Linked DNA regions of Mus musculus: all the other regions are linked to region 3. The links are chromatin loops, found by intact Hi-C in ENCODE. Cell type or tissue: left cerebral cortex. All regions are shown on one strand. Each heading gives the region's core, and the rest is flanking DNA. Links, peaks and the distances in the headings are about the cores only. Region 1 has its middle 12 kb from the start of St14. Region 2 overlaps Nfrkb (nuclear factor related to kappa B binding protein). Region 3 has its middle 16 kb from the start of Gm31408.

Region 1 (8,351 bases), core at 141-8,140, 400 kb after region 3:
GAGGTAGTTGTGTTTATGGTAGCCATATAGTGATTACATTTTGTAAGGAAACACCCACAGAAATGTAAAGCGGGAACTGCCCTTTGACCTCACCCAAGCAGGACGGCTCCCTCATGGGCACAGAAAGAAACTTACTCATCTCCTGGTTTCTGCTTGGATGACTAAGCTGTGACCTCTGGGGAATGTGGCCCTGCCCACCTTGCAGTAAACCTCAGGTGCTGGCTGCTATTGAGAGTGAAGGGCCTATCTGCCTGTTCGCTCTCAGTTGCAAATCCGAGCCCAGTGGCTGAGATCTGTGCCTGACCCAGCTATGTAGATGACCTGCTGTGGTTTCCGTTGCTTTGACAATCGATACTCTTATTTTTGAAGACATGGGTTAGAGTGCAGTAAGTCTCTGAGATTCCAGAGGATCCAGGGGGCATATCCATAGAAACATACTGTCAGATTCTTAGGAGAGGACAAGGACAAGGGCAGAGCAAAATGAAGTAAAGGGGCATCTTGATTGTAGCTGAAACATGACCCCCGCATCACCTGCACCACCTCATGACACAGCCGGAGTCTGGTTCTGACAAAAAGGAATATTTCCCTTTATTTATAAAATGAAGAGGCCGATGTCTCTTGCCACTTTGCCTATGAAATAGGCATGTCTTTCTGTCCTTTGTGGTCTTGGTCACAGACGTCATTAGTCAGTTCTTCTGTCGAGCAGCCCAGAGATTAGGCGTAAATTACATTTCCCCAAAATCTTTGAAATAGATTAGAGAGGACTTGGGAAGTCTCTAGATTTCTGGCCAAGAATATCCAGATCTGGGTAACAATTTGAAAGTCAAATATTGGGTGACAGCGGTGCACTCCTACAGGAGTGCCAGTCCTGGGGAGGCTGGGGCACGACAACTACTGAAGGCCAGCCTGGTTTTTATAGTTCAGAACCAACTTGGACTACGTAGGAGACCCTGTATCAGGATGTGTGTGTATTTGTGTGTATGTTTATGGATGTGGATGGATGGGTGTGTGCACATACACATGGAAACTCGTAATTGATGTTAAATGTCTTCCTCAGTTTTTTCTCCACCTTAAAAACAATTTGTGTGTGTGTGTGTATGCTGTATTTGTATATGTCTGCAGAGGACATCAGACACCCAGGGGCTGGAGTTACAGAGTTTGTGTGCTGTCCATCATTCAGTTAGGAACTGAATCCCAATCTCTTGGAAGCAAGTACTCTAAATAACTGCTCCAGCCCAGTCCACTTAGTCCCTCACTAAACCTGGCTCCCCCCTTTGGCTAGGCAGATCAGCTCAGGAACCCTTTACCTCCCAGGGCTGGAATTACAAGGGGATGCGCTTTGCCCAGCCTTCGGCCCTTGTGTGAGTCCTGGGAACTGACGTCAGATGCCCGTGCTCATACAACAAGCACGCTGACAACCATTTTCCCAGCCTCCAACTGAGCAGAGCTGTGCCTAACCTCAATGGCATTTTTTAGGAGGCAGCACCACGTGCGTATTTACAGTTATGTTTAAATTATGTATGTACCAAGTCCAAGATGGAAACCTGGGAGACAAGAAAAAGATGGAAAAAAATTTCCCAAATAATTTATTATATAAGGGGGAGATAAAGCCTTTAGGATCCAGATGTTGCTACTGTGTGTGTGTGTGTGTGTGTGTGTGTGTAGAACTACATAGATGAGGCTAGCCTCAAGCCCACAGCCATCCGCCTCCCCAGTGCTGAGATTACAGGCATAGTCCTGGCACCACAGATTGCTTATGCTCCTCCTCCTTGTGTGACGTAGTGCGTTCCTGAAGCGCATGCTCTCCCTGTCTCTCTGCGCATTCTTGATTCGGGTCTCCTTGCTTTATATCTACAGCCTACTTTTTCTCCTAGGATGTGACCTTGTTTCGGTGGTCCTGACAGGTGAGTACTGGTTAGCTGTCTTGTAAGATATTCCACTGTTAAAACATCACAGTGTGTGTGTGTTGTTTGTCTTATAAAAGCCTCCCTGGGGATTATATAATTTTTTTTTACTTTAATTTCTTTATTTGGGATCAAACCCCAGACACACTGTCTTAGTTAGGATTTTACTGCTGTGAACAGACACCATGACCAAGGCAACTCTTATAAGGACAACATTTAATTGGAGCTGGCTTACAGGTTCAGAGGTTCAGTCCACTCTCATCAAGGTGGGAGCATGGCAGCGTCCAGGCAGGCACGGTGCAGGAGGAGCTGAGAGTTCAACAGCTTCATCTGAAGGCTTCTGCCGGAATACTGACTTCCAGGCAGAGCTAGGACAAGGGTATTAAAGCCCATGCCCACAGTGACACACCTACTCCAACAAAGCTACACTTTCTAATACTGCCACTCCTTGGGCCAAGCATATACAAACCATTACACACACTAAGCAAGTGCTGCTCTCTGAACTAGAGTTTTATCATAGACCCCCCCCCCAAAAAAAAGAAAACCTCATTGTCCACATAATGTGGACCTCAGATTTGTTATACAGCCAAGTGCCACCACTCCCGGTTCATATACCTTCAAAGTCGACCTTGAAGCTTCATGCTTGACTGGTGGACTCTGTCCAGTTTGGATCCCAAACGTTTCCCTTAAGGCCTGTTTGTCAGGGTTGACCTCCAGCATGTGCTACTGTTGTGAGACCTAGTATGAGGAAGTTAGGCCCTAGGGGAAGTGCCTTGGGAGATACCCTTGGGCCTTCTCACGCTGCTTAGTGGTCTCTAGGAGGTGAGCAGATCTCTGCTGCGTGCTCTCCAAGTGTGATGAGCTGTCTCGCCACCAGGCCAAGTGACTGGACTGAAAGTACCAACAGAAATAGTTCTTCCTGCTTATAAGCTGTTCACTTGGTGTTTTGTCACAATGGTACCAGGCTGACTAATGCACTCTCTTACTATTTTTTAACTTGTATTTTGATACCTTGAAGTGGAGCAGTTGGAAAGCCTGGTCCTAAGGTCAGTGTGTTGCAACACTGTACTTAATGATCATCAAAGCTAAAAGAACATTCTAGATAATGGTAGTAGCCCCACGGGTAGCATGTGTCAAAACTTAGATCAGACACATAGACATCTTACTGTGTCTGGGATTCTGCAGTGCACTTGTCACTTCTCTGCTGCTGTTAAAAAGTACCCAGACACAAAAACACTGCGAGGAGAAAGGCTTTGTTCTGGCTCGAGGTTCCTGAGGTGATGAAAGCCAGTCAGGAAGTCGAGAGTGGACAGAGATAGTCAGGTTATGAAAACTTGGAAGTTCAGCCACTCGTGGGTCCATGCCTTTAATTCTGGCACTTGGGAAGCAGAGGCAGATGTATCTCTGGTAATTCAAGGCCAGCCAGAGCTACATAGTGACACTCTATCAAAACTAAATCCCCGAGGGTTAATCCCAATGACGTACTTCCTCCAGCATTGCTCTCTCTCCTGAAGTTCCTATAACGTTTCTACCCAGCACCAAGAGCCGGGAGCCAAGTCTTCCAGCACGTGAGCTCATGGGAGCACTTCATATTTAAACTGCAGCACCCTATAAAGCTGTCTTCTAATTTTGAAGGCAGAACAGGCTTGGAGGAGTGCCTGATTAGCATGCATGATACCCTGGGGCCCATCCCTGACAGCACCACATAAGTAAGGCCCTAGCCTGTGCTCCCAGCTCTGAGAAGGCAGGAAGATCAGAAGTTTAAGGTTATCTTTAGCTATGTAGGGGGCTTGAGGGCAGCCTGGGCTAGAGGCCCTTTCTATAAACAAACAAACAAACAAAGATACGAGACCCTTTCAGCAAATCAATCAATCAATCAATCAATAACAGATAAACTAGAAAAATGGCTTAGTGATTAAGATCACAAACTGCTCATGCAAAGTATCCGTGTTCAATTCCCAATACCTTTTTTGAGCAGCTGACAACTGCTTCTAATTCCAGTCCGGGGGAACTCAGCATTTCTAGCCCCTGTAGGTGCCCAAGGCTTGAGATTTCAGAAGACTTCATGCCATCCCCAGTGTCCTCTCTGCCTCCTGTTTGTGGATGAGGAGTGAGCTCTCAGCTGCTGCCGTGCTTTTAGAGATCTAATGTCATGGACTCGGGCCTCTGAAAGCACAAGCCTTCCTTTTCTAAGTTGCCGAGGTCATGGTGGTTTGTCACAGCAAGAAGTAAGCTGAGCTCCTGGAAACTCCACAGCCTTAAACACTGTATCAGGAAGTGACTCTATAAAGTGTTTTCTTGGTCAAGTCCAATCTACTTAAATATATATATATATATATATATATATATATATATATATAGTGAAGCTTTCAGGAATCAGGTCTCTGTGAGTTGAAGGCTAGCCTGGTCTACATAGTGAGGTCCAGGCCAGCCATGGCTACTAGTAAGAACCTCTTTCCCTCTCCCTCTTCCTCTGCCCCTCCTTGTGTGTGTGTATTTAAAAATACAGAAGAGCTGAGCTCTGCAATGCTGATTTATTAGTCCCAACTACTTGGGACACTGGGCAGGGGGCTACCCTGGGCAACTTAGTGAGATCTAATCATAACAGTAGAGCTTCTACACTTGTTTCTGTGTTTTCGAACTTACCTGTATAGACCAGGCTAGCCTGGTCTTGGGTTCCACCAAGAACTGTGTGCCTCTGCTCCTGAGTGCTGGGATCAAAGGTGTGGCCACCACACCCTGGGGCATTTAATTGTTAAGCCTTATTAGTGACATTAGCATCATTAGTTATATGCACTTTTAGGTAGACCTCTGGTGACTGCCTGAAATCACAGACAGACAGTACTAACTCCTTTTGAAAATGCTTCTCTACACACATACCTGTTGCTGTTGTCTGCATTCTTATATCTCGCCAAGGCCATGTGTCCCCAGCTTGGCAGTACTTGGAGGTAATGGAATCTTTAAGAGGGATCAGTCTAGTGGGAAGACCTTAGGTCCCTAGGGGTGCCCCTGTAGGAGATCATGGGCTTTGGCTTACTCATGTTTCTCTCCCTGGCTTGTCAGGGGTAAGCATTTTTGCCCCATCTTACACTACCTTTTTTCCTTGTAAGTTGCAATTCAGGTACTTATTACAGTGCTAGAAAGCTGCCCAACATACTTATAATTAATTAAGCACAATGTATTAATTGCACACAGTAGGAGATCAACAAGAATGGAACTGTTGCAGCTGCTGTAGTAATGCTAATGATCTCTCATTTCTGTGTGCCCCATTTCTCTTGAGACAATGTGACACAGTACAGTGCCTTTGTGGTGAGATGGAGTGAGGTCAGTCTGAGACACAGTGGCTAAGGGTTGCTTTAACACAAGCCCTGAGAGACAGTGACAAGTGCTCTGATAATTACAATAGCTACTAAGTAACTTAATGGGAAAGTGGTACATACAGCATTGATACTGTGAGTCACGGGCTGGGAATGTAGCTAGGTTGGTAGAGGGCCTGCCTGGTGTGTAGGAAGCCCTGGATTCATTTCCCAGTACCACATGAACCAGCTGTGGTGATGTGCACCTGTAACTACAGCCCCTGAATGGTATCGAGAGGAGAAGCTGGTCACTTTCAGCTATATAGCAGATTTGAGGCTAGTCTGGGCTATCTGAAACCCTATATAAATAAATAAAATTTTAAAACAAGTAAAGGGCCGGGCAGTGGTGGCGCACACCTTTAATCCCAGCACTTGGGAGGCAGAGGCAGGCAGATTTCTGGGTTCGAGGCCAGCCTGGTCTACAGAGTGAGTTCCAGGACAGCCAGGGCTACACAAAGAAAACAAAAACAAACAGACAAACAAACAAACAAACAAACAAAGAAAACACAAGTAAAGGGATTCATACCCTAGGTGGGATGGAGTAGAATAATTTGAAATTTCATTAGGCTACTCAAAATGATGCACAATTTAAAATGATTTTTTTTGTTTGTACACTTTTTCATTTTGTATTTTCAGACCAAAGTTGACCAAGGATATCTGAAACATCTGAAGGTGAGGACGAGGTGGGGCTACTGTCAAGATGGCTCCGGGGTGGGCTGCAGAGATGGCTCAGTGGTTAGGAGCACTGACTGCCCTTCCAGAGGTCCTGAGTTGAATTCCCAGCAACCATATGGTGGCTCACAACCATAGGATCCGATGCCCTATTCTGGTGTGTCTGAAGACAGCTACAGTGTACTCATATAAATAATAAATAAATAAATAAATAAATAAATAAATAAATAAAACTTTAAAAATATTTGGGGCTGCAGAGATGGCTCAGTGACTAAGAGCACTAGTTGATCTTCCAGAGAACCTGGGTTCAGTTCTTAGCACCATCATGGTAACTTAGAACTGTGGCTTCAGTCCCAGGGTATCCAACATGCCCTTCTGGCCTCTGCAGGGCTCCAGACATGTGTGTTTGATGCAGACATACACAGACAAAACATCCATAGATACATATGTGGAGTGTGTGTGGTGTGTGTGTGTGTGTGTGTATAGCCCTGGCTGTCCTAAAACTCACTCTGTAGACCAGGCTGGCCTCGAACTCAGAAATCTGCCTGCCTCTGCCTCCCAAGTGCTGGGATTAAAGGCGTGCGCCACCACTGCCCGGCTTAAATAGGAATTTAAAAAACTGTTTGGGTTTTTATGAAATGATAAGCATTTTAACCTAAGCACTGATGGAAGCATGTGAGCAAATGACTCAGTAGACTTTGACTTTAATGAAATCCCATGAGGCACTGTGGACCAGGCAGTAGGTTGGCCGGAGCCACACACACTGCCTTGAAGGAAGGATGCACTCAGGTGTGCCGATGAGGTAGACAGGGCAGGAAAAGTCAGGGGGGATAGCATCGAGTTGCCTGGAGTGCGATGATTCTAGATAGGCTCTGAATAGATAGATTCTCAAGCAGGCTTTTCAGGTGTGGTCACAGTTTCTTTGCTGTGGCAGAGAGGAAGGGCTTATTTTGGTCCATGCTTTCAGAGCCCAGTGGTTCTCAACCTTCTTAATGTTCTTCAGTACAGTTCCTCATGTGGTGGTGAAGGCCAGCCATAACATTATTTCTTTGTGACTACATAAGTGACCCCCCAAAGGGGTCAAGACCTACAGATAGAGAACCACTGTTCTGGCCCATGGTGGTTTGGCTGTTGTGCTTGTGGCCTGTGGGCAGCATAATACATCAAGGTAGGAGTGTACATCTTCACTTACCTGAACTTGAAAGAGAAAGAACAAGGCCTGAGTCCCAGTATTCTCTTCAAGGACATGCCTCCAAAAGGTCCCAGCCCTCCTAATAGCACCACAGGCTAAAGACACACCTCAGCCCAGGGGCATTAGGTGCATTGGCATTTATACAGCCTTGAACTCACCCTGGCTTTGAGTTGCCCTCTGAATTCATGGTTTATCTATACATACACAAGCACTGTGAGACATGCCAGGAGAGACTTTCAAGAGAAAGCAAAGAAAGGGTTCAGGTGCTCAGATAATCTGCTTTTTGAGAGTTAAAGGAAGACACTCCTGGTGGTGAGGGCAACAATGGCATCCTGGCTGGGGTGGAGATTCTGGACTCTGCATGATGAACTGTAGTGGTAGGAGCAGAAGGGACTTTCGATGTGGTTTTCAATGTGGTGGGTCTTGTTCTTGGCTGTTCCTGCCCTTCTTGCCTCTCTGACTCTCTTAAGACAGAGTGTGCCGGGCAGTGGTGGCACACACCTTTAATCCCAGCACTTGGGAGGCAGAGGCGGGCAGATTTCTGGGTTTGAGGCCAGCCTGGTCTACAGAGTGAGTTTCAGGACAGCCAGGGCTACACAGAGAAACCAGGGCTGTATTAAAAAACAGCAACAACAACAACAAGAAGACAGAGTGTGACTTTTAGGGTCATTTAATAATCCCCTCCCCTGAAGAGTGGAACAAGAATTAAATGAAGTGTGAGATGGGAAAGCAGGGTAAAGGAGAAAGTCTAGGGAAGGATAACAAAGCTAAAGACTCCTGAAAACGCCATATGCAAACTGAATATTGTAGAAACTTTCTAAAACACATACATATGCATGTGGATCTTAAAGGACTTACCCTATAACAAGAAAACAAAGCCTCTCCTAGATACCATAGGGGGCCAAATGAAAGACACAGCATGCTTGTGGTGGTGACACACACCTTAAATCACAGCAGTACTTGGGAGGCAGAGGCCTGTTAGTTGGACGCCAGCCCGGGTCTACATAGTGAGCTTCAGGCCAACCAAGGCTACCTAAGACCTTGTCTCAAAAATAAAGGTCAGGTGCCAGGTATAGGTTGAATATTTTCCAGTTATTGGCCCATGGGGTTCTGTAGACCGCAGACAGGCTATTCCCGGCCTCTTGTTTACCTTCCAGAACTTGATGGGGAGACCCTATTTTGCAGATACCAAATAACTGCATCATAGACATTGAGAAATTAAACTGT
Region 2 (8,284 bases), core at 285-8,284, 130 kb after region 3:
ATCTTGTCTTGGACACATGTTTCTGAATTATTTTACCAACCTATTGACCAGAAGCTCAAAGGACAAATGACTGCCTGGAACTTTTTGAGGTCTACATATGAAGAAAGCACATGTATTAATATACTCGTGGCCGTTGCTGTAGGCACTTCTACTAAGAGGTCTCTAATCTTTACTATTCCAACAACAGACTAGAAGTACCCAAACTAGACTTTTCTGGGGAGTCAACCCCACACACTAGCACCTCAAAACAGACCTGTATTTTACATCTGTGCTGTCTAGGATATATATATCCGATACACTTACACATACAGGCAGTCAGGTAATCTAGCACCATAAAAGCTTGGGATACATCTGAAGCTAAATGTGAGAGAATTTTATGAGATTTGCTAAGTAAAATCAGAAGAGGTTTATCAACAGTAAATATCTGAGATATTATCACCTACTTTCTCTTACTGTTGTCAACAAACTATCAAATGATTTTCTGTGTGAAATATATTCCAAAATACAAAACTCCATGTCAGCTCTATTCCTCACTATGGTCCTGAGCACAGTCTTGGGGCACCCATCAGGAGTGTATATCGAGCTAGGCCTGCCTTCAGGTTTCACCAGAACACATCCCAGCGAGTTTCACAGCACATGTGGAGGGCCATGATCATGGTCTGTACTCCAGCTGACTGGAAAGGGCTGGGAGGCTGCTTCTACAGTGCTATCAGTGACTGAATGTACAGTTGAGAGATATGGAAGGCTCCTGTGACAACCCCACCCCACAGCTCCTCCCTGCCACAAAACGGTGACAACCTAAACGGTAAGCCATCGAAGAGACCTCTCAAGGAGTGTGATGGGGATGCTGAGGTGTGACTCTCCAGAGCTAATGGCTTCTGGTGGGAGTGTGGGAGGAGAGGGACCCAGTTCTGAGGGGTGAGCCACTGGGAGTTTGACCACAATCCTCTAAGTATGTGGACAACACAAACTGGACCTGTTTTCTATTTTATCTTATTTGGAGTGGGGGAGGAACTGGTCACAAGGGTGACCCCCACCCTTTTGACCAATCCTTCCCCCGCCCCAAATAACAGACGTGGAAGGCTGGGAAATGAGCGTGATTAGGATGCATGATGTGAAATTCCCAAAGAATCAATAAAAATATTATGTTGGGAAAGAGTTCAGCACAAAGGGAACGTGACTTAGGAAGGATCTAACTTTCTTTTTCCAGTGCTGAGACAGGGTCTAACATAACACCCAGGTGGGCCTCTAGCCAGCTGAGGTGAGCAGAGCGAGCCTGAGTCTGAAGTCTTAATCTTCCAGCTTCTACTTCTGGAGTGGCAGGGATTCCATTATAGGCCCATGTGACTCTACCATGTCCTTTTTATTGGTGCTAGGAATCCAACCCATGCCTGTGGTAGCTAGCTGACAGGTTCTCTCACCACTGAGTTTCACCTTCAGCACCAGGTCTGACTTAGAATTCCAAGACCAGGCGCTCATATTGTTTTTCTCTAATTCCCCCTCAGATTTATATCTTCCCATCATTAAAAAGGGATGCCAGTTATATCTGACATAATTGCTGTAAGATTCAAAAGCAACTGTAAAGCCATTCTGTAGCTAAACTACTTTAACCCTTTTCTGTTTCTCAGCAGCTTGCCAAATGAACCGGTTTCAACACACCTCCCACTTAAACCAGCATTTCCATTCTACATGTCCCCTAGTTGTTTCCCCGTAAAACACAATGATTAAAGGCCCAGAAATTAAAGATACATTTTTAATAATTTGGATACTTTCACAAAGAGACAAGGAAGCCCTATCCCTGCAGAAAGGTTTTCCCACCCACCCCTGCACCACAGCAAGCTACAAGCAGTCCATAAAGTACTTGGACTTTGTAAAGTACCCTCTGAGCTCTGTCTGTGGCTGATGGTGGCTAAGAAATGTGAAATGGCCAGGAATAAAAACACCAAACTTACTCACTTCTCCTCTAGCTGGCACTGCCAGGCAGTGCCTACCCCTGCCCCTACCTAACCATTTCTTCTATGTTCCAGTCAGGTGGCCAGCTCCAAGGGTCTGGTTTGCAATGGCTGTTGTACAGCAAGGAGAATGTGCAATGTCTGGGCTGTAAGCAAGTGCTCTGAGAGCAGCATCCCACCGGCTTTCCCTACTCTCTTGTCCAACAGCTCTGAACCTCCATGTGAACAGGCTTGTTGAGGATAACCCCACAGGAGAAGACGCAGGGACAACCAAGATCAGACACTCATATTCAGTACACTGTGCTGAACTAGTCCCACTTGAGGGGTCCATGCTACCTCATGGCCTACATTTCTTACTATATAACCTCTCCACTATCAAGTAAGCCACCAACCTACTAAGAGCCTTGCTATGTTCTCATTCTGGTTGAAGGGGTAAGTGATCAGTTTAGGGGCACTAAAGCCCAGGTTTCTATTTGATAAAAGACATATAGTAGGTTCTTTAAAAAAATAAGTTACACAAAAATTTTCTGGACACAAAACTCACATCTCAACAAGTCACCAAGAGGATCAGAAACTAAAAAGTAAAACCTCACATAGAATGAGGCTTATTCCCTGCCGGCCCACTCAGCAACTGGCAGGCCTGCTCCCTGGACATCCAACACTCGGGAGGTAACCCTGGCTTGTGTGACTGTGACCTCCCAAGACTCTGATGTTCTCTCTTCCTGGACTAGACAGATTATCCCTGGAGCCCTAAAGAGGGACCCCTTTCAGAGCTTCACTCTGGAGCGTGGCAGCAGAACCTAGGCCGCAGTTGCCATCACTCTCCACCACCCTGCCTCAAGCAGGACAGCTCAGAAGAACGATGCAGCCTCCTGCTGCTCCCTTTCTGTCGGCCGAGATCCACCGGGCCTGGTCTCTTAGAGAAGCCGCCTCTCCTCGGTCACTGCTGCTCAGGTGCTTGTTTAGGAGATGGAGCTGTGGTCACAACAACAGTGGACACTGCTTTGGAGGAGCCAGAAGCCGTGCCCTGTTGCAGATGGGATGCCGGGACGGTCTGGATGCGCACCTGCTTACAAAGAGAGGAGGTCTGATCAGTGGACTGCACTGTTCATCAGTGAAGAAAAGAAAACAGACAAACCTGAGCTGGTCAACAGTCTGCATCAGACCTTACCTGTGTAGCCTGACCTTGTTGCTGAAGCTGCTGCAACTGCTGAGCAGTGAGGAAACTCACTGGCTTATTGCCAGCAATGAGTTTGGTACCTGCTGGCATGGTCGTGAGGATGATGTTGCGACCCAGCCCACTGAGACTGTGAAAGGGAAACGGAGGTAAGTATGACGACATTGCTCAGGCTCAGAATGAGGCTACGTATTGCATGAAGGACAACGAAGAGGCCCAGGAAGAATCTTCTGGATTCAAATGCAATCTCATACTAGGACATTTCTTCTAGCCTTCCGTGGCAAGAACCGCCAGAGTAGTGGATAAAATGGCCTAAACTCTACACACGGCCCAGGAAGAGTCAGGCACTACCAGGAAGCATGTATCCCTAGCAAGGAACTCTCGAAGTTGGACAAGAACTCAGAGTATCCCAGAGAGTACAGGAGTGAGTCAGCCTCAGCAACCCAGGAAGATGCCTGTCTCTTAGGAAAGAAAGGGCCACCCCACATCCCAAAACAGCTTTATAGTGATTAGGAATGCCAGAATGACTGCATGAGTCTTTTATTCCTGTTTAAGTCAGGGCCAGAGAAAACCAACATTTGCCAAACTATCTTAAGCTTGGCCTCAAATACAGGGCGGGTCCCTTACAGCATCCCAGGCCAGCACCCTGCACTTCCTCGCTTTCTACACGCAATATATACTGCTTTACTACCTCCCCCCCCCCCCCCCCCCCGCCCGTCGGATTCCTCTCCCTACTCTATCCAAAACAGTACTGGGGATGTGTATTACTGATGCAATGTGTATTACTGATGAACATGTCAGCTGCCAGCCACCTTCCCATTCTGGACCAACTGTATTTGCAATTCTACAAACAGCACTCACTTGGCTCCAAGGTTGCCTTTGATGATGGGGGCTGTGACCACGCTCTTGCCCTTCATTGGCTGGCTAATCACAGAAAGAGGAACTGTGATTCTGGTAGGCAGTTTCCCCTACAAAGAAAACAATTAGCTTTGTGGGGAAGAAGGAGATATAACAAAACAGCTAGTGTTTACAGAGAAGAAGCAAGAGCACTACAGACACCTCCAACCCTCATTTCCCCAAGGGTCCCAATGTTCCTGAAGACAGAACCCAAGCAACTCTAATAAATCGGCTTATAACAAGTTATATATCATTTGTTCTACTATCTAAAGAACAGCAACTGTCTGTCATGCGAGGCTCGTGTGTGTGTGTGTGTGTGTGTGTGTGTGTGTGTGTGTGTGTGTGTCTGTCTGTCTGTCTGTCTGTCTGTCTGTCTCAATTCAGTCTTCCTGCCTTGGCTTCTGCAGTGCTAGGACTCCAGGCATGCACCACACACTCAGCTAATAGCCTGGGACTTTTAAACAATGCGGGCAACTCCATTTTCTGTGTAAGTAAAAGCCTTTGGAGACAAAGGGTGCAAGAGTATAGTTTCAATAGGAAATGTCCCCCACTGGCTCATACACTGACTGCTGCCAAGACTAATCTGAAAGAAGACAGACACTTTCAGGAGAGGTGAGGCCTAGCTGGAGAAAGCAGCCAGGGGGAGTATGATCCTGAAGGCTAGCTTGATCCCTCAGTCTGGTCGTTGCGCCACTGGATGCTCCCTCTCATGAGCTGAGCAGCCTGAGACATGCTCCTACCACTATTATTCTCTGCCTCATCACTGGCCCACAATCGACAAAGCAAAAGTCTGGGCTAAAACCTCTATGACCATGTCCTGAATTCATCTCCCTAAGTTGTTTATGACAGGATTTTGACACAGCAATATAAAATCTGACAGAGGGCTGGTGAGATGGCTCAGTGGGTAAGAGCACCCGACTGCTCTTCCGAAGGTCCAGAGTTCAAATCCCAGCAACCACATGGTGGCTCACAACCATCTGTAACGAGATCTGACGCCCTCTTCTGGTGTGTCTGAAGACAGCTACAGTGTACTTACATGTAATAAATAAATAAATCTTTAAAAAAAAAAATAAATAAAATCTGACAGAATATAATTCTCAAAAATTATTTTTTTTTACATTTTTATGTTTGTATTTTACCTGAATGTGTGTATGTGCACAACACATGTGCCTAATGCCAGTGAAAGACACGAGGGCACTGAATCTACTGGAACTTTAGTTATAAATGGTTATGAGCCACTATGGGGATGCTGGATCCTCTGGGTATAATTCTTTATATACTCCTGGATCTGTAGAACTTTTCTGTCTAGATCCATGAAGAATGCTGGCCTACAGCTTTTCTTTACTGCAATGTCTGCATCTGGTTCTGGTGTGAGGATGGTGCTGACCTCACAGTCAGATTAAGTGATTCTACTACTCCTACAAAAAATTTACACTATTGTGACATTCTTTCTTCCATAAGCATTTGGCAGAATTGGCCATGGAAACTCTTCACTAGTTATAGTTCCTATATTAAGTATTAGCTCAATTTATGAGAAATAAGTCAACTGAAATGACCCACTTCTTCCTTACATAACTTTTCATTTTGTATTTATCACGGAAACAAACAACTCTATACCTGAACCACAAAGTGTGTGTTTACCTGGCAGTCCTAGATCCTGAGCCACTTGGATTGATGAATCCTATCTGTCTAGGTGTCTATAACACATGATATAGTGCTGGGAACTCAGGAACTATATGGTGAGGAAGGACAGAAGACCGCTAGTGTTAAAGGGAAAATGGACAGCACCCCAGTGGAATGCAGGCTTACCTGGGCAGGCAGCAGGACAATCTGATAAAAACAAGTCATATTTCTCCAGAGATAAGGAAGGTTAGTTAGGGGACACTAATAACAAACTTGGCCAAGTAGAAAAAAAAATCTAACCCCAAAGTTAAAAAGGTCCAAGAAGAAAAGGAGACTGGGAGAGAACGTGTACACATGGGAGTGCAGAGGTCCAACAGCCCAGGGTGTTAGAGGAAAGAAAGAACACTATACCATTAGGGGTCTAGTTTCTGATGTTTGGTTAGTAATAAAAGTTAATATATTTTCATCTTTGCTTAAGCAAGGCACACGTACAAAACATTTAAAGCATTAAAGAAAATACTGATAAAGTAATAAGAGAATACTAAATACAGGCTTAAGAGGTAAGAGAGCTGCCTATGTGTATGCATGTATCTATGTTTCATTGCCTCCAGCTAGGAAGGATAGCCTTGTTTTACTATCTCAATTCAATGACAAGAGCAGTACCCTAGCCCCACAGGAGCTGGACCCTAAAAATAGATGGACTACTTGGGATATGTTGTTCTTTCTGACACCATGTAGAGTGATGTCTCTGGAGCTACCCATGTGTACTGCTAATACTGTCTACCTTCCAGGTACAGGTGAGATTTGGCATCCAATGACTTTATAATAAACTGTCTAGTTTCTGATGCTGATTTTCCTACAAACTCTTCAGAGTCCTCTTCTCCCAACCACAAGAACAGACACTTCTCCTGAGATGTTGCTCTCATGTTATCTAGGTATCAAGACAACTTTCTTAGTTTTTCTTTTTTATTATTTTACTTTTTCATACAATATGTTCTCTCTTCTCCAAATTCTACCCACCCAACTTCATATTCTTTCTCTCTTATAAAAACAAATTTAAAGCACAAAAACATTAAAAATGAACAAAAATGAAAAAAAAAAAAAAGAGGTAAGAGAGCACACTGGGCTCAGTGAATGTCCTGGAACTCAGGAAGCTAAGGTGCTCTGTCTACAGAAAGCTCACGTCAGCCAGGAACATAGCAAAATCACCAAGAAAGAAAAGAAACAAAACCGAACCTAAGGTAAGATCAAAGGAAAATATTTTTCTATAGCAGTATGGCTAAAAGCCAAAGCCTTGAGCCCACTAGGCAACCACACTACCACTGAGCTACTTCTCCAGTTCCAAACTGGAAGAAAATACTTCCTATGCACATAAAAATATGTAGCTGACAGTCTTTTTGGCAGCACAGTTAATGTCAAAACTTTCAACACACATTATCTTACAGTAGACCACTGCTGTGGCGCTAACAGCGGTGGAAACAGACCCTCAATAGAGCTGATGGACAACTACTACATCACTAAAAAGGACATGGTCGATAGCTGAGACATTCTTAACTACATGCACACGCATGGAATGCTCAGGATAAGGACTAGAAGGATAGATACATTATTCGTTAGCTCTTGTAAGAACACAACACCAGAAGGGAAAGGAAACTTTGTACTTTACCCTATACTTCTGATACTGTCCTTTGTTTTTAATTTGGGGGGTTGGGAGTGGGAATGTTAAGACAGGGTTTTCTCTTGTGCATCTTTGGCTGTCCTAAAACTAACTCTGTAGACCAAGCTGACCTCAGACTTAGAGATCCATCTGTTTCTGCCTTCCACATGATAGGAGTAAAGGTGTGCACCATCACCTAGTTCTTTGTAATCTGTATGTATGTATGTATGTACGTATATGTGTGTGTGTGTGTGTGTGTGTATATATATATATGCATGCATGCTACACTTTTGTAAATTGCATTCCAAAAACAATAGCCTAAATCTGTAAGTCAAATGGAGTGATATGGATAGTTCTCAGTCTCCTAAGGGACAGGGGCTGACCCTAAACAACTTCCCCTTGCTGGTCTTACATGCCTGCAATCCCAACACGTGATGGACTGAGACAGAAAGAGCAAGCAATTTGTAAGGAGCAAGAGTCAAGACCAGCTTAGACACATAGCAAATTCTAAGCCAGCCTGGGCTACGTAGCAAAACCCTGTTGTCCTGGCTCAGTTTATACCAACTTAACACAAACTAAGTGCCATCTGAAAGGAGAGAACTCATCTGAGAAAAATGCCTCCAAAGTCCCAGCTGTAAAACGCTGCCTTAGTTATTGATGGGGAGGGCCCCAGCCCATTTTGGGTGATTCCATTCCTGAGCTGGTGGTAGTTCTGGGATCTAAAGAAAGCAGGTTAAGCAAGGCAGTAAGTAGCACCCTTCCATGGCCTCTAGGGTCCTCTCCTGATTGAATTCCTGTCCTGGCTTCCTTCAATTATGAATAGAAATGTGGAAGTGTAAGCCAAATAAAACAACCCTGTCCTCCCCAAGTTGCTTTTGGTTATGGTGTTTCATCACAGCAAAAGAACCCCTAAGACACGCGTCTCTTCCCAGAACAGTTTCTTGAGCAGAGGGCTAAAATCTTTACCATCAACATTAC
Region 3 (8,351 bases), core at 172-8,171:
TGAAGTAGCTGGATATAAAATTAACTCAAACAAATCAGCGAACTTTCTCTCCACAAAAGATAAACAGACTGAGGAAGAAATTAGGGAAACAACACCCTTCACAATAGTCACAAATAATACAAAATACCTTGGTATGACTCTAACTAAGAAAGTAAAAGATCTGTATGATAAGAACTTCAAGTCTCTGAAGAAAGAAATCAAAGATCTCAGAAGATGGAAAGATCTCCCATGCTCATGGATTGGCAGGATCAATATAGTAAAAATGGCTATCTTGCCAAAAGCAATCTACAGATTCAATGCAATCACCATCAAAATTCCAACTCAATTCTTCACCAAATTATAAAGGGCAATTTGCAAATTCATCTGGAATAACAGAAATACCTAGGATAGCAAAAGCTATTCTCAATGATAAAAGAACCTCTGGTGGAATCACCTTGCCTGACTTCAAGCTGTACTACAGAGCAATTGTGATAAAAAAACAAAAAACAAAAAAACAAAAAGCAAAAAAACAAACAAACAAACAAAAAAACTGCATGGTACTGGTACAGCGACAAACAGGTAGATCAATGGAATAGAACTGAAGACCCAGAAATGAACCCACACACCTATGGTCACTTGATCTTTGACAAGGGAGCTCAAACCATCCAGTGAAAAAAAGGCAGCATTTTCAGCAAATAGTGCTGGCACAACTGGCGGTTATCATGTAGAAGAATGCGAATTGAGCCATTCTTATCTCCTTGTACAAAGCTCAAGTCTAAGTGGATCAAGAAACTCCACATAAAACCAGAGACACTGAAACTTATAGAGGAGAAAGTGGGGGAAAGCTTTGAAGATATGGACACAGGGGAACAATTCCTGAACAGAACACCAATGGCTTATGCCTTAAGATTGAGAATCAACAAATGGGACCTCATAAAATTGCAAAGCTTCTGTAAGGCAAAAGACACTGTCAATAAGACAAAAAGGCCACCAACAGATTGGGAAAGGATCTTTACCAATCCTAAATCAGATAGGGAACTAATATCCAATATATATAAAGAACTCAAGAAGATGGACTCCAGAAAATCAAATAACCCTATTAAATAATGGGGTACAGAGCTAAACAAAGAATTCTCAAGTGAGGAATACCGAATGGCTGAGAAGCACCTGAAAAAAATGCTCAACATCCTTAATCATCAGAGAAATGCAAATCAAAACATCCCTGAGATTCCATCTCACACCAGTCAGAATGGCTAAGATCAAAAATTCAGGTGACAGCAGATGCTGGTGAGGAGGTGGAGAGGGAGGGACACTACTCCATTGTTGGTGGGATTGCAAGCTGGTACAACCACTCTGGAAATCAATCTGGCGGTTCCTCAGAAAACTGGACATAGTACTACCGGAGAATCTAGCAATTCCTCCCCTGGGAATATACCCAGAAGATGTTCCAACTGGTAATAAGGACACATGCTCCACAGTGTTCATAGCAGCCTTATTTATGATAACCAGAAGCTGGAAAGAACCCAGATGTCCCTGAACAGAGGAATGGATACAGAAAATGTGATACATTTACACAATGGAGTACTACTCAGCTATTAAAAACAATGAATTCATGAAATTCTTACACATATGGATGCATCTGGAGGATATCATCCTAAGTGAGATAACCCAATCACAAAAGAACACTCATGATATGCACTCACTGATAAGCAGATATTAGCCCAGAAACTTAGAATATCCAAGATTCAATATGTAAAACACATGAATCTCAAGAAGAAGAAAGACCAAAGTATGGATACTTTGCTCCTTCTTACAATGGGGAACAAAATACCCATGGAAGGAGTTACAGAGACAAAGTTCTGAGCTGAGATGGAAGGAAGGACCATCCAGAGCTAACCCTACCCAGGGATCCATCCCATATACAACCACCAAACCCAGACACTATTGCATATGCCAAAAAGATTTTGCTGACAGGACCCTGACATAGCTCTCTCTTGTGAGGCTATGCCAGTGCCTGGCAAATACAGAAGTGGATGCTCACAGTCATCTATTGGATAGAACACAGAGCCCCTAATGAAGGAGATAAAGTACCCAAGGAGCTAAAGGGGTATGCAACCCTATATAGGAAGAACAACAATATGAACAACAATCAGTACCACCCCCCCCCGCCCGAGCTGTGTCTCTAGTTGCATATGTAGCAGTGGTTGGACTAGTCAGCCATCAATGCTAGGAGAGGCCCTTAGTCTTGTGAAGATCATATGCCCCAGTACAGGGGAATGCCAGGGCCAGGAAGCAGGAGTGGGTGAGTTGGGGAGCAGGGCAGGGGAGGGTATAGGTGGCTTTGGGGATAGCATTTGAAATGTAAATGAAGAAAATAGCTAATAATAAAAAAGAATATATATAGACACATCAGGTTTCTCAGCATACACTTTAAAAGCCAGGGGAGCAGAAAGTGCTACATTTCAAGTTCTGAAAGATAACAGCTGTCAGCCCAGACTGCTCTACTCAACAAAACTCTGTCATAATTTGAGCAGAAAGAAAACACTCCCATGATGTAAACAGGCTGATAAAATTCCTGACAACAAGCTCTGAGAACAGAGGAGTCTTTGAAACTGATAGAAGAGAGGGACATGTTCAATTGAGAGAGGGGTGGGGAGGGAGAGTGAGGGAGGAACTCAGTCAGGTAGTCATGGTACACCCCTTTAATCCCAGCACTCTGGAGGCAGAGGCAGGTGAATCTCTGTGAGTTCTAAGACAGCCTGGCCTATAGTGTGAGTTCCAGGACAGCTGGGGCTACACAGAAAAACCCTGCCTCAAAAAAAAAAAAAAGGAGGAAGAGGAAGAGGAGGGAGAGGGAGGAAGGAAGAGGAGGCAGAGGAGGAGGAGGAAAAAGGAAGAGGAGAAGGAGGAGGAGAAAAAGAAGAAGAAGAAGAAGAAGAAGAAGAAGAAGAAGAAGAAGAAGAAGAAGAAGAAGAGGAGGAGGAGGAGGAGGAGGAGGAGGAGGAGGAGGAGGAGGAGGAGGAGGAGGAGGAGGAGGAGGAGAAGGAGGAGGAGCAGGAGGAGGAGGAGCAGGAGGAGGAGGAGCAGGAGGAGGAGGAGCAGGAGGAGGAGGAGCAGGAAGAGGAAAAGAAAGAAAGAGAAAAGAAAAGAAAGAGAGAAAAGAAAGAGAGAAAAGAAAGAAAGCCCCAAGTAAAATATCCCAGGTCCAAATGAATTAACTGTAAATTCTACTGTATCTTTGAGGAACTATGCTTACATTAGTCCACAAAACAGAAGAAGAAGGAATGTTACCAAACCATTTTGTTATGAAGCCAGTGCTGCTCTGATGCCAAAGTGGAGAAAGATAGAACAAAGACGGAGAACCCAGGGCAAACATTCTCAATAAAACACTAAGTTCACTTCTACGGGGAAACTGTGAAGATACTGAGATGGGAGATCACACACCAGACAATGGAAAGGCCTTCGTGTTCCTAGATTGGAAGAGCAATATTGTGAAAATGGCTACATTAACAAGGTTATCTACCGGTTCAGTTTTATCCCCCTAAACCTTCCAACAATATTTGTTACAGAAGTAACTAGAAAAGGCAATCCAGTGTGTGTGTGTGTGTGTGTGTGTATAAACGACAAAGACCATGAACAGCCAAAGAGAACCTCAGCAGAGAGAACATTGCTAAGGGTATCGGAGGTTAAACTTCAGAGTCAGGACGACAAGAACAGTCAGGTGCTGGCACAGTAACAAATACATACGCCAGCGAAACAAAATAGAGAACCCAGATACAAACCCTCGAAGCTAGAGCCACCTGCTTTTTGACATACATTTTTATAAATACATACTGAAGAAAAGACAACTGCTTCAACAAATAGTGTAGCTCTCACCTTGTACAAAACAAACAAACAAACAAACAAACAAACTCCAAGTGGGTCAAGGACTTTAATGTAAAGCCTGAAACTCTAAACCTGTTGGAAGAACGAGTGAAGGAAACATCTGGAGATGCAGGCACAGGAAAGTCCAGAAGGACTTCTTTCAGGCCTCAGGCTTTCTCAGCAGGACTTCTTCCGGTCTCGGGAAACCGGCCAGCAAATGGCAAGTGTGACTTCCTACTTGGGAGAAGAGATGCCTTACAGAAGGAGAGAGAGAAACTGCCCTAGCTATACATCTGACAAAGGATGAATTCCTGGAATATATGAAGAACTCAAAAACCTAAACAAGAAACCAAACAACCCAATCAATCCATGGGCTAAATGAACAGGCAGTTCTCTGAAGGTAAGATACAAATGGCAAAAAAAAAAAAAAAAAAAAAAGAAAAGAAAAGAAAAGAACCACATAGAGGAAAACGTCCAAGTTCGCTAGCCACCAGAAAAATGCACCCTTGGTGGGGTACTGCCTTACCCCAGTCAGGGTGGGAATCATTAAGAAACAAATAGCAAATACTAGTGGAGATTCAGACAAAAGGGAGCCCTTGCTATATGCTCCTGGTCCTACTCAGGTCCCACCTGACTGTGTGGGCGGTCGGTGGTGATAGGGTCCGTGTGTCTCTATGGTTGATTGTGGGTTATAATTAGATTATCTGTTATAAACAGTATTAATGGTTTTTAAAATATCCGTAGAGTTACTAAATCCAGTCCTTCCTGTGAGAAGGCTGCTCTCCATCCTTTTTATGTCTTACCTTACTAACTCTGAACCTTACACCCAACTCTATAAGCTCTGCTGTACCAGAGGCGGGCTGTCCAGGTCACGCCCACCCAACCCTACGGTTCTGAGCCAGACTGAAGCAAAGAGCTAGCTTGCTTGCATTCCACGCTGCAGCCACAAGAGGGCGCTCTGTGACAGCTCTGCAGGCATAGCGGTTGCTGTAGAGGCCAGCCAGGTAAATCCGTGATGTCACGAACCCAATTTAAAAAAAAAAAAAAAAAAAAAAAGGTTAAGAGATATGCAAAGGTGCAGGAAAAACACGGTTTGGAGAGAAAAGCAATTATGAAAACTGACCGAGGAATGACACAGACTTTACAATTAGCAGGTTAGAATTAGGAGACAAAATCATCACAGCAGCCATGTGCTCTATATTCAAGAAGTCAGAGAAGAGACTACAGCTGAATAGGTGGAAGACAGTTTTCAAAAATAAATCAAGGGCTTAGGATGTAGGTCAGCTTTGTGCAGAAGGCTGCGAGTGGGTTTCAAGCACGAGAAACAGAAAAAGAGAAGTGGGGGAAAGAGGGGAGGGAAGAAAGGGGAGGGAGAAGGGCCAAAGGAGGAAAAAGGAAGAGAGGGGAGGAGGAGGGGGGGAGGAGGGCAAAGGAGGAAGAGGAAGGAGGAGGAAGGAAGAAAGAGAGGGGAGGGGCAAACGATCCTGTATGATCCACTGATGATCCACTCCTGTAGTCCTGGCTACCCAGGAGGCCAAAACAGGAATATCAGGAATTTATAGCCAGTCTATGCCATACACGATAACAAGATTCCGTCTTTGAATGAATGAATCCGTTGATTGACTAAATTGCACTTCTGAGACTAAATCCACAGTGTCAAAAAGAAAAACTACATGATAATCATGAAAATACAACAAATGAGATGGACAGGAACGAAATGATGAGCTTGGAAACAGAAGAACTCGAGGCACGCAGACTGAAGCACGGGAAATGCTGGGAACAAACAGAGTATTAGCACACAGTGAACAATGTAACATGTGGAGAACTGAAAACGCTTCCAAACGTTAAAAAAAAAAAGTGAAAGAGACCTCTAAACTGTCAGAGAGACCATGAAAATATTTAATGGATTTATTGGAGGGGGCAAAAGCCAAAATCCTCTACATAGCACCAACTTGTAAATCTTTGTGAGTTCCTTAGATGCTCTCAATCCAGACAGGCTGCTTCTAGGTTTTGCTATGTATCCCTTGGCTGGCCTTGAACTTGCAATCTTCCTTCCTTTTTCTCCAAAGAGCCTGGATTACAGGCATGTCCCATGAGACTCCACCAGTATTTTTTAATCATGTAAAATTAGTCCTGATGCAGAGGCATCCCTTCCAGAAACGTAAGGGTCGTTCCAGAATGGGAATTCTGGAATATAAATGTAAATTGTTACACCCACAAATTAAGAAAACTCATCTAGCTTTGTGATTGCAATCTTCTTCGTGTGTAATAGTCTTCCAGCAAAAACAACAAGGTAAGAAGAGAGACAACTGCTGAGAGATGCAAACGGTCAGCCAGACAGAATGCCACTTGCAGGCAGGATAGAACATCAGAGTCTGGAGTTACCTCTCCCACTTTCAAAACTAAAAGTAGAGCAAAGTGTGTGACGTGGCAGTGCAGAGCAGTGGTCACTGAGAGGAAGAAAACAGGTGGCCTGGGCAACCCCTGTGCCACCTCACTGCCTGGAGAACTTCCAGCCAAACATACTTCCTGGTTAAAGAGACAAAGGTCAGAGCTCCTGCTGCAAAGCATGGGAAGGAAGCCAAATATCCAAGGAGGGACGTCTCCTGGGACCCCAGAGAGGTCCCAGAGCTAAGCACTGTGATGTGCACAAAGAAGCCACGATGCTGGGGGGAATGGGAGAGGAATGAGCAAAGCTGTTTCAGGTCACATGGGAAACAGGATTCTCACAAGCTAGACTGGCCAGACCCTCTAGTATAATCATTGTCAACCCATGGGGTCATGACCCCCTTGTCAAACCTCCATCTCCAAAAATATTTACATTATGATTCATACCTGTAGCAAAATTACAGTTGTAAAGTACCAACCGAAATAATTCTATGGTTGGAGGCACACACAAAACGAGGAAGCACTTTAAAGGGCCGCGGCATTAGGAAGGTTGGGAACCACTGTGATGGTGTGTGTGTGAGGTGTTGGTGCAGTTCTCCAAGTGTGTGGCCTCCACATGGCTAAGTTAGCTCCTGAGGTTAAGTTGCCTTAGATCTGCCTTATTCAAGCATAAAAGCAAACCTCAAAAAAATCCCAGACTGCAACCATCCTGGTGGGAGAGGAACTGTGGAAGAACGTGATTTTCACAGGATGTTTGAAAAATCGTCGAGATGTAACAAAAGATATAGACAGTTCATAAAACTATCTTTTATGTGACGAAGAGAAGAGGTCTCTTCAGCTTTGATGGGTCTTTTCTTACCTCGTGGCTCTTAAGCCCCACAGACTTAGGAAAGCCTTCCCAGCTTGTCCTACAGAAAAAGGAGGAGGAGGAAGAGGAGGAAGAGGAGGAGGAGGAGAATTTTTTAATTGTTTATTTGCACATTTGTGTGCTTGTTTGTGTGGGTTTATGACTGCACAAGTTTGTGGAGCCATAAGAAGGCATCCCTTCCCCTGGAACTGGAGTTATAGACTGGTAACTGCCGGTGACTGGACCCTCACTCTCCCTAAGAACAATAAGCAGTCAACTGCTGAGCCATCTCTCCAACCCCAGAGATTTTCCTACTTCTACCTGTTTAACAATGACCGTTTTGTGTGGTATACTCAACCGCTGAATCATCTCTCCAGTCCCGAGAAAGACAGTTAAATGGTGGGCTGGGAAGATGGCTGGGTCAGTGATGCTTGCCATGCAAGCAAGAAGACATAAGTTTGACCCAGCTCCTGCGTAAGAATGCCAGGTGTGCCGACACACACTTGTAGAGGCAGCACTGGGAAGCTGGATCCAGACTGATGACTTGAGCTTGCTAACCAGCTTAGCCTGCTCCGCCCTGAGGTCCAACACCTAAGGTTGACCTCTGGTCTACACATGCACACACATACACTCTCACATGTATACATACATACATATATATTACATATATACACAAAAGAAAGACAGAAATGAAGGCAGGGAGGGAGGGTGACTAGGCTATGAGACAGTAGAATAGGTCATCGAGTAAAATGCTTGCCTAGAAAACATTAGAACCCGAGTTCATGCCCCAGAATTCAAATTTTAAAAAATATCAGATATGATGACACAAGCTTATAATACAGACTCTGGGAAGTAGAGAGAGGCAGATACCTATGACTCACTGGCCCTACCTACTAGGTGAGTTCTAGGCCAGAAAATGACCTTGTCTTGAAAGAAAGAAAGAAAGAAAGAAAGAAAGAGAGAGAGAGAGAGAGAGAGAGAGAGAGAGGAAGGAAGGAAGGAAGGAAGGAAGGAAGGAAGGAAGGAAGGAAGAAAGAAAGAAAGAAAGAAAGGAAGGAAGGAAGGAAGGAAGAAGAAAGAGAGAGAGAAAGAAGGAAAGAGAGAGAGAGAGAAAGAGAGAGAGAAAGAAAGAAAGAAAGAAAGAAAGAAAGAGAGAAAGAGAGAAAGAGAGAAAGAAAGAAAGAGAGAGAGAAAGAGAGAGAGAGAAAGAGAGAGAAAGAAAGAAAGAAAGAAAGAAAGAAAGAAAGAAAGAAAGAAAGAAAGAAAGAAAGAA

What was found. A loop is a pair of places that touch in the nucleus more often than their neighbours do. Peaks named below come from ENCODE experiments on the same cell type or tissue, not always from the same donor. Only the 100,000 strongest peaks of a DNase experiment are listed, where the experiment ranks them.
Region 1: it touches region 3 in a loop (4-fold over the local background); 3 of 42 quality-filtered maps call a loop at or near these places.
Region 2: it touches region 3 in a loop (5-fold over the local background); 8 of 42 quality-filtered maps call a loop at or near these places.

Annotation. Positions count from the first base shown.
Region 1 is chr9:31,140,061-31,148,411 of GRCm38, reverse strand. No RefSeq gene overlaps it. Among named protein-coding and RNA genes, the nearest start is that of St14, 12 kb to the right of the region's middle. In left cerebral cortex, for the core only: no CTCF peak of the experiment used is centred there; DNase peaks (open chromatin) are centred at 2,733 and 3,421.
Region 2 is chr9:31,414,789-31,423,072 of GRCm38, reverse strand. Nfrkb (nuclear factor related to kappa B binding protein) reads right to left here. Exons shown (of 26, transcript NM_172766.3): 24 at 3,991-4,097; 25 at 3,124-3,259; 26 at 1,740-3,018. The coding sequence ends at 2,893. Among named protein-coding and RNA genes, the nearest start is that of Nfrkb, 33 kb to the right of the region's middle. In left cerebral cortex, for the core only: no CTCF peak of the experiment used is centred there; a DNase peak (open chromatin) is centred at 4,024.
Region 3 is chr9:31,539,978-31,548,328 of GRCm38, reverse strand. No RefSeq gene overlaps it. Among named protein-coding and RNA genes, the nearest start is that of Gm31408, 16 kb to the left of the region's middle. In left cerebral cortex, for the core only: a CTCF peak has its summit at 4,785 (motif pointing right); a DNase peak (open chromatin) is centred at 4,786.